2 separate regions of the Homo sapiens genome follow, and region 1 is linked to region 2. Evidence: chromatin loops called from intact Hi-C (ENCODE). Cell type or tissue: A673. All regions are shown on one strand. Each heading gives the region's core, and the rest is flanking DNA. Links, peaks and the distances in the headings are about the cores only.

What was found. Peaks named below come from ENCODE experiments on the same cell type or tissue, not always from the same donor. Only the 100,000 strongest peaks of a DNase experiment are listed, where the experiment ranks them.
Region 1: a loop joins it to region 2, with 11 times the contacts of the local background. A loop is called at or near these places in 93 of 110 quality-filtered maps.

What each region holds. Positions count from the first base shown.
Region 1 is chr12:11,196,600-11,203,986 of GRCh38, forward strand. The region is part of intron 1 of LOC107987435 (a long non-coding RNA gene); the gene reads left to right. It also overlaps the pseudogene LOC100420583. Among named protein-coding and RNA genes, the nearest start is that of TAS2R42, 13 kb to the left of the region's middle. In A673, for the core only: CTCF peaks have their summits at 3,222 (motif pointing left) and 3,426; a DNase peak (open chromatin) is centred at 3,202; H3K27ac peaks cover 290 bases.
Region 2 is chr12:10,767,938-10,775,324 of GRCh38, forward strand. It overlaps LINC02366 (long intergenic non-protein coding RNA 2366), which reads left to right. Exons shown (of 7, transcript NR_120463.1): 2 at 1,456-1,509; 3 at 6,015-6,047; 4 at 6,869-6,929. It also overlaps the pseudogene HSPE1P12. Among named protein-coding and RNA genes, the nearest start is that of LINC02366, 21 kb to the left of the region's middle. In A673, for the core only: a CTCF peak has its summit at 3,371; a DNase peak (open chromatin) is centred at 3,394.

The DNA.
Region 1 (7,387 bases), core at 1,984-4,483, 430 kb after region 2:
AACAGCCCTGCTAATCCTCCACTTCAGCCAGAGGAAAATTGCATGGTGGAAAAGTGCTACTTTAAGCAAATAAAAAATACTGAGATATGAGGCTAACCAGATACCTAACTGCTTTGAAACTAATCTGAGAATGTCAAATATTGTTATAATTTTAATTAGGTTATGATTAACGGCATCTATATTTGGATAGTCATTATAAGTACATCTAATAGCAACACCCGAGCAAAAGTGTTCTGCATATGGCCAAGCTTGAGAGGATGAAATCCATCAAACAAATCTGGTTCTCAGCCCAGTCAATTAAGTTTGCCAATTAAATCCATCCAGTCCATGAATATTTTTTTTCTTTATTTGAGACAGAGTCTCACTCTATCACCTAGTCTGGAGTGCAGTGGCACAATCTCAGCTCACAGCAACCTCTGCCTCCTGGGTTCAAACGATTCTCCTGCCTCAGCGTCCCAAATAGCAGGGATTACAGGCCTGCGCCACCATGCCCACTAATTTTTGTATTCTTAGTAGAGACGGGTTTTCACCATGTTGGCGAAAACTCCTGACCTCAAGTGTTCCTCCCACCTCAGCCTCCCAAAGTGCTGGGATTACAGGCATGAGCCACTGCACCCGGCCAGTCCCTGAAATTCTTATTGTGAATTCCACCATGGTTACAGTCGTAGAGATACTTTACACTGCCTTTGTCATAGCTCCAGAAAGAACGCCCCACTTGAATTTGCAATGTAAGTTCTGAATAATCAAACATCGATTCACCAATCGTTTATTGTAGTTAATACATACATCTGTTATTTGGTATTCATAAATGTCTCCTACCCATCACTCTTATCTCTGAATCCTCAATCAGGAAGTACTCCTGTCCCTAAAATTCGACATAGTTTTCAACCCAAGTTCTACATATGATCTTCCAATATGCCCTTAGATTGTGATTTCCACATTAGATTGTGACTAAAATATGTTTCTCTTTACTAAAGATGCAAATTGAAGACAAGTAGTTTTCTAAATTTTGCATGCCCCATCTCCAAATGATGTAGATGTCTCAAGATGATTTACTGAGTCTTTAGCAGTAGTCTAATACAAAGACTATGCATCGAACTTCTAATGTTAGAAATATAAATGAATAAACTGAATAATTTTTATCACCATCAGTAAGGAATATGCAACAGACTAAGAGTCCTTTGGAAATGATTTATGAATTGGAGCAGTGTAATATTTATTATGTAGTGAGTTATGCAGATAAATATTTTTCAATGTTTACCTGGGTTCAAGAAAAAAGACATCAATTTTTAAATATAGACTGAACCCCTGCCATACCATGTGCTGTATTAGGCACAGTTTAAAGTCTCATATAAAGAGGATCATATCCGATAATAGCTGTAGGCAAACTTAGGTGGCAAAAGATGTCTTCTATGCCCTGTACATGTTGCATAACAAAAGAGAAGGAGATAGGAACCGTCTTCTCTCAATAAGAGAAGTATTCTATCACTGACTTGCAAATCTGTCATAATAATAAAAAGTAGACTAACTTTTCATTGATTGCATTACAGTTTTAAGTCCTTTATAAGCAATATGCTTCTTTATCATTTGTGCTTGAGACAAACAGCTTTTATCTCTATTCACCCTAATATCTGATGCCCCATTTACCTTATACCTGCCATATTATTAAAATTTTGTTTCTACCTTTCATTCTACATTAAGGCCACAGCAGTATATAGAGTAGTCATTAGGATTGTTGCTGTAAGATAATTGCATGATCTAAGCTAATTTCAGATACATTACATCTCTCACAGTAATAAAAATACAAACAAGAGTTGACGTTTATTGAACTCTGTGAGCAAAACACTGTTCAATCACTCTACATGTCTTATTTCATTTAATCCTCACAATAGTCCTAGTAATAGGTATCATCATTGTCTCCATCTTACACATAAGGGAACTGAGATACAGAGTTTCAGGAAATGGATATATATGCATGGAATTCCAGGAAATCTTTAAAGGTATCTCTTAAAATTACCATAATGATAAAACAAATATGTAATACTATATTAACTTTGGAAATTAAACATAACAGTTAATCATATAATGGGAAAGGAAATAATTTTTGCCAACCAAGCCAATCCAACAAGATCAAGAAAACTAGTGTTACTAAGTGCAGTTGCTCATGCCTGTGATCCCAGTGCTTTGGGAGGCCAAGGCAGGAGGACTGCTTGGAGCCAGGAGTCCAAGACCAGCCTGGCCAACACAGTGAGAACCCATCTATAACAAATTTTAAAAATTAGCCAGACATGGTGGCATGCTGTATTCATCCACTCTCACACTGCTATAAAGAAATTCCTGAGACTGAATAATTTATAAAGAAAAGAGGTTAAATTGCCTTATGGTTCCTCAGACTGTACAGGAAGCATGGCTGGGGAGGCCTCAGGAAACTTACAGTCATGGCAGAAGGCAAAGGGGCAGCAGGCACATCTTACATATCCAGAGCAGGAGGAAGAGAAAGAAGGGGAAGATGCCACACACTTTTAAACAACCAGATCTCATGAGAACTCTATCACAAGAACAGCACCAAAAGGAGAAATCTGCCCCCATCATCACTGCCATCACCAGCTGGGATAGTGGCGGCCCAAGCCACCATCATGTCTCACCTAGATTATTGTAGAAGCTTCCCTACTGGCCTCCTGCTGCTGAGCTAGCCCCTACAGAGTGGTCCCATTCATATGCAGGTCATATCATGTCAGCACCCTGCCCAAAACCCTCCAAGTGGTTCCTTGTATCACTCAGAGTGAAATCCAAAGCTCTCATTGCTGTTTGCAAGATCCAGCATGATCTGTCCACCACCCTCTACCTCAGCCCCCATCTGACCTCCTCACCAAGCACTCTCCCCTTCACCCACCCCTCCCCTGCCCCACTGCACTCCATGCTGTTTCCCAAGCATTCAGGGCCCCTCCAGCCTCAGGGCCTTGGAGGGATCTTCCCTCTGACTGAAATCCATATAGTCCCAATCTCAGTGACTCTCCAAACCCAAGGTCTGGAGAGCTGGATTCAGAAACAAGATAGCAGTATACAAAACTAAGAAGGCTGTCATAGCAGATTGTTTTTGGCTGAGTCTGCAGAGAGACCAGCTGGTGTGAAGCTCTGTGAGGACTGCAGAGAACAAAAATCAATAGGTAATCGCTTCTTGTAGCAATTCAGAATAACAAGTTGTGGGTCAGGAGTGCCACCTACTGACAATATTTTTAAGTTGCAGAAAAGGATTTTAGGAAAATTAAACTTTCCAAGGATGAATCTATAAAGCTAAATAAGTGACAAGATAAACTACCTCAAGTATTAAGAAGCCATAAGACAATTTCTCGTTTAAAACTATAATTGGAGCCAGGTACGGTGGCTCATGCCTGTAATCCCAGCACTTTGGGAGGCCGAAGCAGGAGGAGCACTTGAGGCCAGGAGTTCAAGACCAGCCTGGCCAACATGGAGAAACCCCATCTCTACAAAAAATACAAAAATTAGCTGGGTGTGCTGACACATGCCTGTAATCCCAGCTACTCAGGAGGCTGAGTCACAAAAATCTCTTGAATCCAGGAGGCATAGGTTGCATTGAGCTGAGGTTGCACCACTGAGCTCCAGCCTGGGTGACAGAGCAAGACTCTGTCTCAAAAAAATGAAAAACAAAAACAAAACAGACAAAAAAAGCAACAACAACAACAACAAACCCTATAATTTAGAAGCAACCTCTGATACAGTTTTTCTTAAACTCCAGCAAATATATTTATAAAGCCACAATAAAAGCACAAATCACAAGCATCTTGAACATCAACAATAGCTTGGACATATTGAAAAAAGATCTAGGAGTGAGTTTCATTGATTATGAGGAAAATTGGTTTTAAAATGTAATTTATTATAAACCTAGTTTTATCTCATTAAATAAACACTATTTGAAAAGCGGCAGAGCCATATTATTAATTCAGGCTGTTTTTAAACAAATATTTACTGAGCAAAGTGTTGGGATCTGTTACAGTTGCTGGTGGCCTCACAAGACACAAGTCAGACCAGGTCCCTGTGAAGGTGAAGTTTCTATCCTCCTTGATGAATGCATAAAATAAACAACCAAAGAAATAAAGTAAAAGTAAACTTTCAGATATGTATAAGGGCTTTGAAGGAAACAAAGCAGAATGCCTGGACGTACTAATTCTAAAGGCCAGAGGACTTTTTGTTTAGGGCAGTTGGAAAAAGCCTATTTGAAGAGAGAATGTATCAATTAACAGTTACAGCATAACAAACCACATCAAAACTCAGTGGCTTAAAACAACAAGCATGTATGACCGTTCTCACAGTTGATTCTGTGGGCTGGCTGGGCCCTTCCCCTCTAGGCCGGCTCAGTTGGGACTGTATGACCTTGAGTAGCCCCACTCACAGCTCTGAGGCCCAGCCAGGATAGCTGGAGATCCGTGGGCTCTCTCCATAAATGACAGCAGAAGAGTTCCCAGCAGCAAGACTGGAGGATGGGCTTATGGTAAGGGGAGATGAGTGGGAAGTCACAGACATTAATGGTGAATAATTTACACTTTTCATCTTTACATGATTAAAAAAATCAGTTAAACTACTGAACACATGGAACATGGATTTACTTATTTGATCAGTGTGTTAGTTTTTTTATTGCTGCTGAAACAACTTACTACATATTTACTGTCTTAAAACAATACAAATTTACTGGAAAGACGTCCTGTGTTCATGGGCTGGAAGATTTAATATTGTTAAAATGTCAGTACTACTTAAAGCAATCTAAAAATTCAAAATCCCACAACGTTTTTGCAGAAATAGAAAAATCTCAACTAAAATTTATATGGACATTCAAGGTACACAAAATAATCAAAGTAGGCAAAATAATCTTCATAAAGAACAAAGACACTCTCCAAGAAGATATACAAATGTCCAATAAACACATAAAAAGATGCTCAACATCACTAGTCATTAAGGAAATGCAACTCCACGGTAAGATACCACTTCATACCCATTAGGATGGCTTTATCAAAAGAAAGAAAAAAAGAAAAGAAAAAGAAGAGAAGGGAAGAGAAAAGAAAAGAAAAAAGAGAGAAAAGAAGGAAGGAAAGGAAGGAAGGAAGGAAGGAAAGAAGGAAAGAAGGGAGGGAGGGAGGGTGGAGGGAGGGAGAGAGGGGAAATAAGTGAGAGTGGCAGGAGGCAGCCAAATGCCTAGGCAGATAGGAGTGGGTACCCAGTGAAACCCCACCTCCAAGCAGAAGACAGTTTAAAGCCTGAAAGCCAAGCTACAAGCTGAATTTCAGATGGGATTGATAACTTGTCTTCCTGTTTGGTTCACTTTCCTCTGATTGATCCTCACCTTTCACCTGTTTTACATACACCTACCCTTTCCTAATTGGTTTTCTACACTGTTGTGCCCACTTATGAGTGGTGTCCTTGCTTTAACCATTTTGGCATACTCACAAACCAATCAGCGTGCACTCCCCATTCTGAATCCATAAAAAGCCCTGGACCCAGCCACGTGGGGGACTTCCCACCATCGGGTAGGGGAACCCCCACCCCAGCATCCCCTCTTTGCTGAGAGCTTTCCTTTTGCTTAATAATTTCTACTTCACTCACTCTCCAGTGTCTGTGTGCCTACTTCCTGGTTGTGAGACAAGAACTTGGACCTAGCTAAGCTAAGGAGCAGAAAAACTGCAACAGAAGGAAAGAGGGAAGGAAGGAAGGAAGGAAGGAAGGAAGGAAGGAAGGAAGGAAGGAAGGAAGGAAAGAAGGAAGGAAGGAGTATTGGCAAGCATGGAGACAAATTGGAACCTTTGTACATTGTTTGTGGGAATGTAAACAGCAAATGGTGCAGCTGTTGTGGAAAATGGTGTGATGGGTTCTCCAAAACTGAAACACAGAATTCCCATACAATCTAGTAATTCTACTTCTAGATATATACTCAAAAGAAATGAAAACAAGGACTTAGATATTTGCACACCCATGTTCATAGCAGCATTATTCACAATACCAAAAGGCAGAAACAACCCAAGTGTCCATTGACAAATGAATATATACACAAAATGTGGTATAAACATGGAATGGAATATACCCAGTCTTAAAAAGGAAGAACATTCTGACACATGCTACAACACAGATGGACCTTGAGGACATTACACTAAGAGAAATAAGCCAGGCACAAATATGATGCCACTTATATGAGGCACTTACAATAGTCAAATTTGTAGAGACAGAAAGTAGAATGGTGGTTGCCAGGGGATATAAAAGGAGGAAATATCATATCATAATATCATATAGAATTCTGGATTACATAAGTTCATCTCTTTGGGATATAACTAGGCAGAATCACTGATTCCATTTGCTAATTGCTAAGTAGTTTACCTCCAAGTGTTGCAATGATTTCCAAACATCCAAACATTGCTACTGGTTGAATCACTGAGGAACTTGCTAAAAATACAGATTATAGGGTCTAAACTATGATCTCATAAATCAGAATCTCTACAGTTAGGGCTTAAGAATTTTATTTTGTTTAAGATACCCCCAATCTTTATTCTGATGTAGCTGGTCCAGTAAGATTGACATTTCTTAATCAACACATTAGGCATCCCAGTAACAAAATACAACAATAACTTTGTGCATTAAGTTGGAAACCATGACAAAATTTTCATTTTAATATGATGGTTTTTCAGAATGAATGATTTCAGGATCTTTGCCAAAGTCTCATGCTTCTGTTTCCAAAAAGCCCCAGCAAATGTTTACCTCAACCCATTAAGTAGGCTAAGTGCCAATTAATAAATAGAGATGAAAGTGGCATGTGAAAAACCAAAACTTTATGGATAGGCACTGAGAATCTTCCTCTGTGGAGGACAAAGAAGATATTATTCTTCTAGGTCATTATAAACAGGCTAGATGGCCCTTAACCATATAAAAAGACATTTGAATTCACTTATAAGAGAAAAGCAAATTAAAACTGTGCCTCATTTGTCACGTTGGCAAAAAGTTCTAAAAGCTTGTCAACCTATTTTGTTAGTGAAATAAGAAATAAAAACATTCATTGCTGGTGTTTGCAAATCAGTATAATGCTTTTAGAGATGTTAAAAAACAAAATTTCAACAAACTGATTTCAAAGATTTAATTGGCTTTTATTATCAATTATGAATTGGGCTGCATTCCATCTATAAAACAGAAAAATGCTCCATGGGCATAGCAGAACGATTAATATGTGTAAGGGAGTTTGAGCAGAAACAAGGAAATAGCATAATACAACAAAGTGGATTGGTTAACTTAGGGTTACTTTCCTTGAAAGGGTTAAAACAAGGGGTACTTTCATATCATGCCAGCCTAGGTTTACTGGGACCTTTTTAACTGGTTACTGTGAATCTCCTGT
Region 2 (7,387 bases), core at 2,258-4,757:
AATCTTGCCTCCTGTCTGTAATAGCTCTGATTCTTTTCTGTTAATGTCTTCCTCTGCATGCCAAAGACATGGCTGCCACTGCCTTGGATCCTGTCTCTGGTTTTAACCTACTACTTGGCTGTCTTACCAACTCATCCTCACCCTCCATATACCAATACATGCTGTCAGTATGTGGGAGGCAATCTTTTCTTTCATCCTGCTGTAAATATCCCAAAGAAGAAATGCATGCATTCTAAGGAACATTCATATCATTCATCATTATCACTAATATTTATTGAATATTTATGAATGTGCCAAGATAAGTACTTTATACATGTAATGTTATTTAATTATCACAAAATGCTATGAGTTAATTACTGTTTCTCTTTCATAGATAAAGAGAATGAATGCAGCTTAGAGAGGTTAATTAGTATGCTCTAATTACACAGCTAGTAAGTGATGAAGATTGATTTTGACACTGCATCTGACTTCACAACATAAACACTTAACCCTTGGGTTCTGTTACTCAAGAAAAGTTTTCTTCTTTGGGTGTATTCTCTCAATCAAGCCTTTCTCCTGCTTATAAAATGGTCTTTCTTATTTTTGTAATTTTTCATAGATAATTGGTAAAGTATCAATTTCTACCATTAGAAACCTTTTTTTCGGATATGCAGTGTTTGAGACAAGCATAACTCTTTAGAAAGCAATTAATTAAGTTCTTTCAGTTTTAATAATGCTCCAGGTCAAATGGAGGAGCCAAGTCCTGAGTTCATGGAAATCACTGGATTTGATGTTTTGTGTTTATGTGAGAACCAACATTTTTTTTTTTTTACTTCCTAATTTCCTTCTATGGAGGCAAGTTTGTCTTAATTTTCCTTTCGAGGTGTTGTGAAAAAATGCCATTGTTCACCACATTGTTCTCTGGATCCTCTATACAACTTCCAACATCTCACTTCCAACGTTTTTGCTAAGGGAATGCATAACGTGTCATCCATCTTTATTTTTAAATTGAATTTCTATGAACTAAATTAAATCTTACATTAGATATTATACATTAACGTGGGTCTCTCTATTATAGATGCTTTCTCTGATGCTCCTTTGTGACTCCTTTTTTTCTACTGACAAATCAGAAAGTTCTCCTAGATCCTTTCCCAAAAGAGTTTTTGGGTCATCAGGCAATTACATTTGTGTTATCTTAACCTTTTGTTGTTTATCATTCTTGTCACAGTTAAGGAAGACAGCAGAATCCATATATCATTTGACAATTGTTAGTAACACAGAACACCATGAAATAGGTGGTAAATCATAGGAAGGAAATGTTCCGGTTAAAGCCACCTCAAACTCCAGGGGCCATTCCTGGGTAGCAGCAATGCTGTTATTGTTCTCTACAAGCTATATAAGTGAGGATCCCCAAATTTCTACAGCAGAGAGGGAAGTATGAGTCTGATTTAAAGATATTTTCTTTCTTTCTTTTAGCTACCTCGCTGGCTTTGAGCACAACCCAGGAAGAAGTTTGAAACCAAGAAAATGGTAAGTCTGATATGATGACAGTTATAAAGTTTTGAGACATGTTAGCAACTAAATTGTCTTTTTTGCTTCAGTCATGTTTTTCCTTTCCTTTTTCCTAGACCATAGAGAACAAGATGTAACAGAATTATATTACAATTTCAACCCTAATTCCAACATAACAACTGACTAGACAATCTACTCAGCACATGACTTGTTAAATCATGATTCCACTTCATATTTGTCTTTTTAGTCTATTGATTTCTCTTATCAGTTACATACGATGTCAGTTCTTCTAATCAGTAGTACAGATTAACAACGACTACACCCTAACATTTCTAAGATTTCTCTTATCCTTTCTCAAGAGTCTTGCCTTATTATTTTAATCATGTGGTATTGAAATTTCAGGGAGATATTTAGCTTATTTTGAATAGCATTTCTAATAGTTAATTGAAATAATCAAAGGACAATTTCTTGTTGATACACTTGTCACTTTGGTCAATTAAAATACAATTTTAGAATGCTAATTAAATTGATTAAAGAAGTTTTTTTTCTATAGAATTGTAAAGATAAGCCTTCTTCAACTTACTAATCTTAAATTAAGAATGTATTTACTGAATACCTATTATGTAGAGGGTGCAAAAGAAACATGTGATGTGACTTACTGCGTTTAGGTAACAGACCATCTGAGTAAGGGTCGAATATACTTAGTAAGGTAGTACATAAAAGAAGTACTAAATTCGACGTCTTTACTGATAGATTATGTAATACAAACAAGTGATACACATTCCATAGACCCGCAGGATTAAGATAATGACCAAGGGAGTCAGTCTCTCTTTGCAGTACTGTATGAGAGCAGAGTAAAAGTCGGCGATAGAGGGCTCATGGCAGGACAAGTGTTTAGAAAGTTACTTCCACTCTTTGACTAAGTATTGGTTGAAAGGTGTGCCGCCAAAACTGTAACCAAAGGAGCCATTATGCTTCTGGAAAAATCTCAAGGAAAAGTATTGGCAGCCACAGTAGTAGCTGTTGGATCAGGCTCTAAAGGAAAGGGTGGAGAGATTCAACCAGTTCGTGTGAACGTTAGAGATAATGTTCTTCTTCCAGAATATGGAGGCACCAAAGTAGATGACAAGGATTAGTTCTCATTTAGAGATGGTGACATTCTTGGGAAGTATGTAGACTGAAATAAATCCTGTTGAAATAGCATCGACACGAAGCTTCCCATTCCACTGAAGTTCTGAAATCTTTCATCATGTAAATAATTTATATATCTCTCTTTTACACTAAGCTAATGATAAATAATGACACAAATAATAATGACTAAGTTATTTGAATCAAATAAAAAGAGATTAAAAGGAGCCAGATGAAATGAACAAGAATGGAGTATACTTGATTGAATTATTTTTTCATAGTTATGTTTGCACTATTATATGTCACGCTATTGCAATGAACATTAAAAGAGTAGTGCTTGGAATAAGATTAATAGTAACTATTGTACATTTATCATTTGAACCTCTCCATGCTTATGGATTTTGTTATTTTAAAAAGTACCATTTTTCACATACAAATAATATAAAACATAATTTAAAATTGAAATATTTACAAGTCAACCTCAGGTGTCATTACAAAGTTTTCAGCTAAATTTTAAAATCATGTTTTTAGTTTTAAGAACCTATTTTTTTCATTCTTGTTAGTTTATCTAATATTCCTTTTTGTAACTTACATTCTATATTTGGTCTTATATGTTTTCAATGTTATATATTACTTAAAAATAAACTTAAAGTAGGAAGCCACATTATGAACAAAATAAAAGGACCATGAAAATGGTTGCAATTGATATCTAGAAATAGGATGATGTATAAAGTGGGTTGCATCAAAGCTATACTTACATTTACCACAGGGTGACACCCTAGCATCATTAATGAAAATAAAACTCGAATACATACAGAAGCATAATCACAATATGATGAAAACTAGCTCAAATTATTACAAGTTCTTTCTTTCAAGGAAATCATCATGAGGAACCAGGGTTTAAGCATTATGCTTAGTATTTTATAAGTTTAATTTTCCCTGACTCTAGTTACCTCTAGATTTTAGATAATTCTAAAAAATTATCTTAAATAATTCTAAATAATTATCCAGAATGATTCTATGTAATTAGAGAAAACTAGATAATTCTAACATCTAATTGTACTTCTTCTCTTGGCATCTGCCCTTTCCTCCTAGTCATATCTTCTTTTATTTAAAGAGAAAAATGAATCCTACCTAATCCTCAAGCCAGTTATGTATCAGCTCACTCAGTTCTTGAAAAATAATCCTTGATTTGTAGAATCCACTTTCTAATTACTCTCCAATCAACAGGAGTTTTGTCTCCAATGCCATCTTTCTATTAAAACTAGCTTTCAAAGTTTCAATGAGCTCAATGAGTATCAAAATGAGCTTGCATTTGACACTAACTGCTGTTCATCCTCCTCCTTCGGAAACTCTCTTCTAGTAAGGTTTGATGGCATTAGCCTCTTCTAAATTTGTTGTTATCTGTTAGGTTGTTGCTATTCTATTTTATTAGTTCTTCTTCCTTAGCCTCTTCCTTATATGGTTGCATCCTCCAGAATTTTGCCACCAAAAGATCTGTCAGCCAGTCAGTTTTCTGTAGAGTAGCCCAGAGACTATTTTCTCAATCCTTTCCTTCGAGTTTAAGAAACACAATGCAGCCAGTATTGATTTCATAAGGTGGTGGGTTTTGGGGCATGCACATCTTTTTCTTGAGTTTCCATCCAAGATTTAAGGTTTTAGTTCCTGATGCTGAGAACACTCAAGGCAGATGGCAGGCGGCTTCCCCTCTGAATCCTTTTCAGGCTCATCCTTCTATCTTTTCAACTTATCCACTGCCACCACTTGTCTCTTCTTGCATTGATTCTGACGAGTGGTTCTACTGCTGGGCTCTACTGTTGGGTAGGGAGAAAAAAGCGGTCTTGGATCCTGCATGTGAAGGTGGAGAGGAAAATAACTCCAAGTGTTGTATTGTGTTAGGTCAGATTCTTCAGAAGCCAATCCTTAAATGGGACTGCTTTTAAGAATATTTATTGAGAGCTCTCTCCGAGAGGGGATTTAGGAAGCAGGGTAGATAAGGAATAAAGCTAAGCAAAATGTGGTCTCACGCGCAGACTAGCTTAGTCTAACCCCACAGAGAAAAGTCTGGAACACCTATTGCTCCATAGAGTTAGTCTCACTTGAGGCAGGGAGGCCAGACTTTTATACCTTCATGTCAGAGAGCCACTGCTAAGGGTAGTTACCTGGAGAATGGGGTAGCTGTGAGTTGCTAGTAGCCAATACTCAACAGCAAGTCGATGGCCACTGGCCAGTAAAGGGGATGAGGGCAGGGCTCCCATAATTTCCCTACCTGTTGTCTTCAGATGGAGGATCTGAAAGCAAATCATACTTTTTCACTGCAAAGGTTAATCCTTGCTAATATCCTAGAGGTAGACACGTTCTGTCTTTGTCCTAGTGTTTAGTCACTTTTAAAAACTCCATTTACATATGGACAACAAAAAGTAGAAACTTTACAGTGGAGAAAGCTGGCACATACCATCTTAAATAAGTAATCAAGTTAACAGCATCAGTAAGTACCAAGACACAGTGATATCAGGCACCCCCTGATGTGATCCAAGGAGAAGGGCTCTTCACCTCTGTGGTACTCTTTCCAAAATCCATAACTGCAGTTTAGTTATAAAAAAATCAGACAAACACGAATTGAAGGACACTCTATAAAACAGCTGACCAGTACTCTTCTTAGATATACAGGTCATAAAAGACAAGGAAAGACTGTGACACTCTCACAGATTAGAGGAAACTAAGAAGTTATAAATAATGCAAGGTGGGATCTTGCATGGAATCCTGAAACAGTAAATGAACACTAGTGGAAAAAAGGAAATTTAAATTAAATTTATAGTGTAGTTGAGAGTATTCTACCACTGCTAACTTCTTCATTTTGATAGTTGTACCATGGTTATGTAAGAGGCAAACATAAAAGGAAGGTAAGTGAAAGGTATACAGGCACTCTCTATTATTTTGGCAACCACTCCGAAATCTAAAATCATCCAAAACTTAAAATATTTTTTTCCTTTACAAATCCTTATTCTGTTTACTTATAAATGAGGGACTGGGTTTGTGATGAAGAAGAATCCATTCTGCCATATTACAAGTGCATATAGTTGACAAAATAATATTCCTATTGAACAGTGAAAAATCAATAACATAATATTCCTATTGAACAGTGAAAAATCAATAACATAAAGGAATATGTATGTCAAGCATAATTTTATGCTACATATTCACTGAGATGATACATGACAAATGGATGTAGTATGGCAAATAGAAAAGAGCTACTTTGTTTTCCAGTCACTTACTATAGTAATTGCCTTAGAATGAGAACAACATATTATCAAGTCAGTTTAGAATTTGCTGCAAGAAGATGTTTGGGCAAGAAGAAAGCACTTATTTTATACTTTATTCTCCATTTCCCCTAGGTGGTTGGGAAGACCAGGATGCGCAATGGCAAGGTGAGATCCTGGTTATCTCTTTTTCTTCTAGCATTTGTTTCCCTAAGTGGAATACGAGATTTACTGCATTTTTTTGGTGAATGATATGAAATAGAGGACAGATGTTCATGACTGGAGGGCTTATTGAGAATTATGTTAAGCTGTAAGTAATAGAATTCTTGACTAACTGTAGCTTAAACAAATAGCAGTTTCATTTTTGTATATAATGGGAAGTCTGGAGGTAGACAGGCTCCTGTATTTCGGCTCCTCTGTCTTCCTTTGGGGGTGCTCCACCCATTGCAAGATACCCAGCAGCCCTGCCTCACTTACTGAATAGTTAGGGAGCTCCAGTGCTGTGACAGTCAGATCAGCCAGCAAAGAGTTCCGAAATGCTCCCACTTGAGATCCACTGGGCACATTATTCCCCTGAACAAAATCAGGGTTCTATTAGCAAAGAAGAGGAGAAAGAGAACTTGGGCTAGCACTCCCTGCCAGAGAAGATAATGAAGTAGAAAACAAAGGGCAGCATTACATTTATTTACTTTTACTCTCAGATCAGGGACTGACCTGCATTGGAAATTAGTTACTGAGTACATTGTGCAATGTGCAAAAGTAATGTAACATAATGTAATTCTGCCACCTGAAACTGCGACCATGTTACACGTAGCAAAGAGGGAGTGAGGGAAAGGAAGGTAAAAGACATCACTATCATCTGATAAACAAGCAAGAGTTGGAGAATAATTACCCACAGGGTAATTGAGAGGATTGAACAAAGTCATAGTGAAAGAAAATGTCACAGAAAAATGAGCTATGCAGGACATTTTATCAAAACTTTTTTCCAGAATTAATCAGACTGATGAAAGAAAACATTGTAATATGTATAGCTCCTCCACGAAAAGTGTGGTAAGCTGCTCCAATTCTGTTACTCTCCTATTAAAGGAAACTAAGGGTTATAGAGAAAAGAAAAATTCATCTTTAAGCTGAAATTAATACTTGATTGATTCTATAATTCTACTATTTTTCCTTTTTTTTTCTTTTTTAGGAAGTCAATTCAGACAACCATGTTAGTTTTATTTATTGTTTAATTTACAGATTATGTGTGTGTGTGTATTGTTTTATCTTTTCTTTGAGAGACAGAATCTTACTTTGTCAACCAAGCTGGAGTGTAGTGGTGCAATGACAGCTCACTGCAGCCTTCATCTCCTGGACTTGAGTGATCCTCCCACTTCAGCCTCCCAAGTAACTGGGACTATAGGCTCACACCACCACAACTGGCTAATTTTGTATTTTTTGTAGAGACAGGGTTTTGCTATGTTGCCTAGGCTGGTCTTGAGCTCCTGGGGTCAAGTGATCCTCCTGCC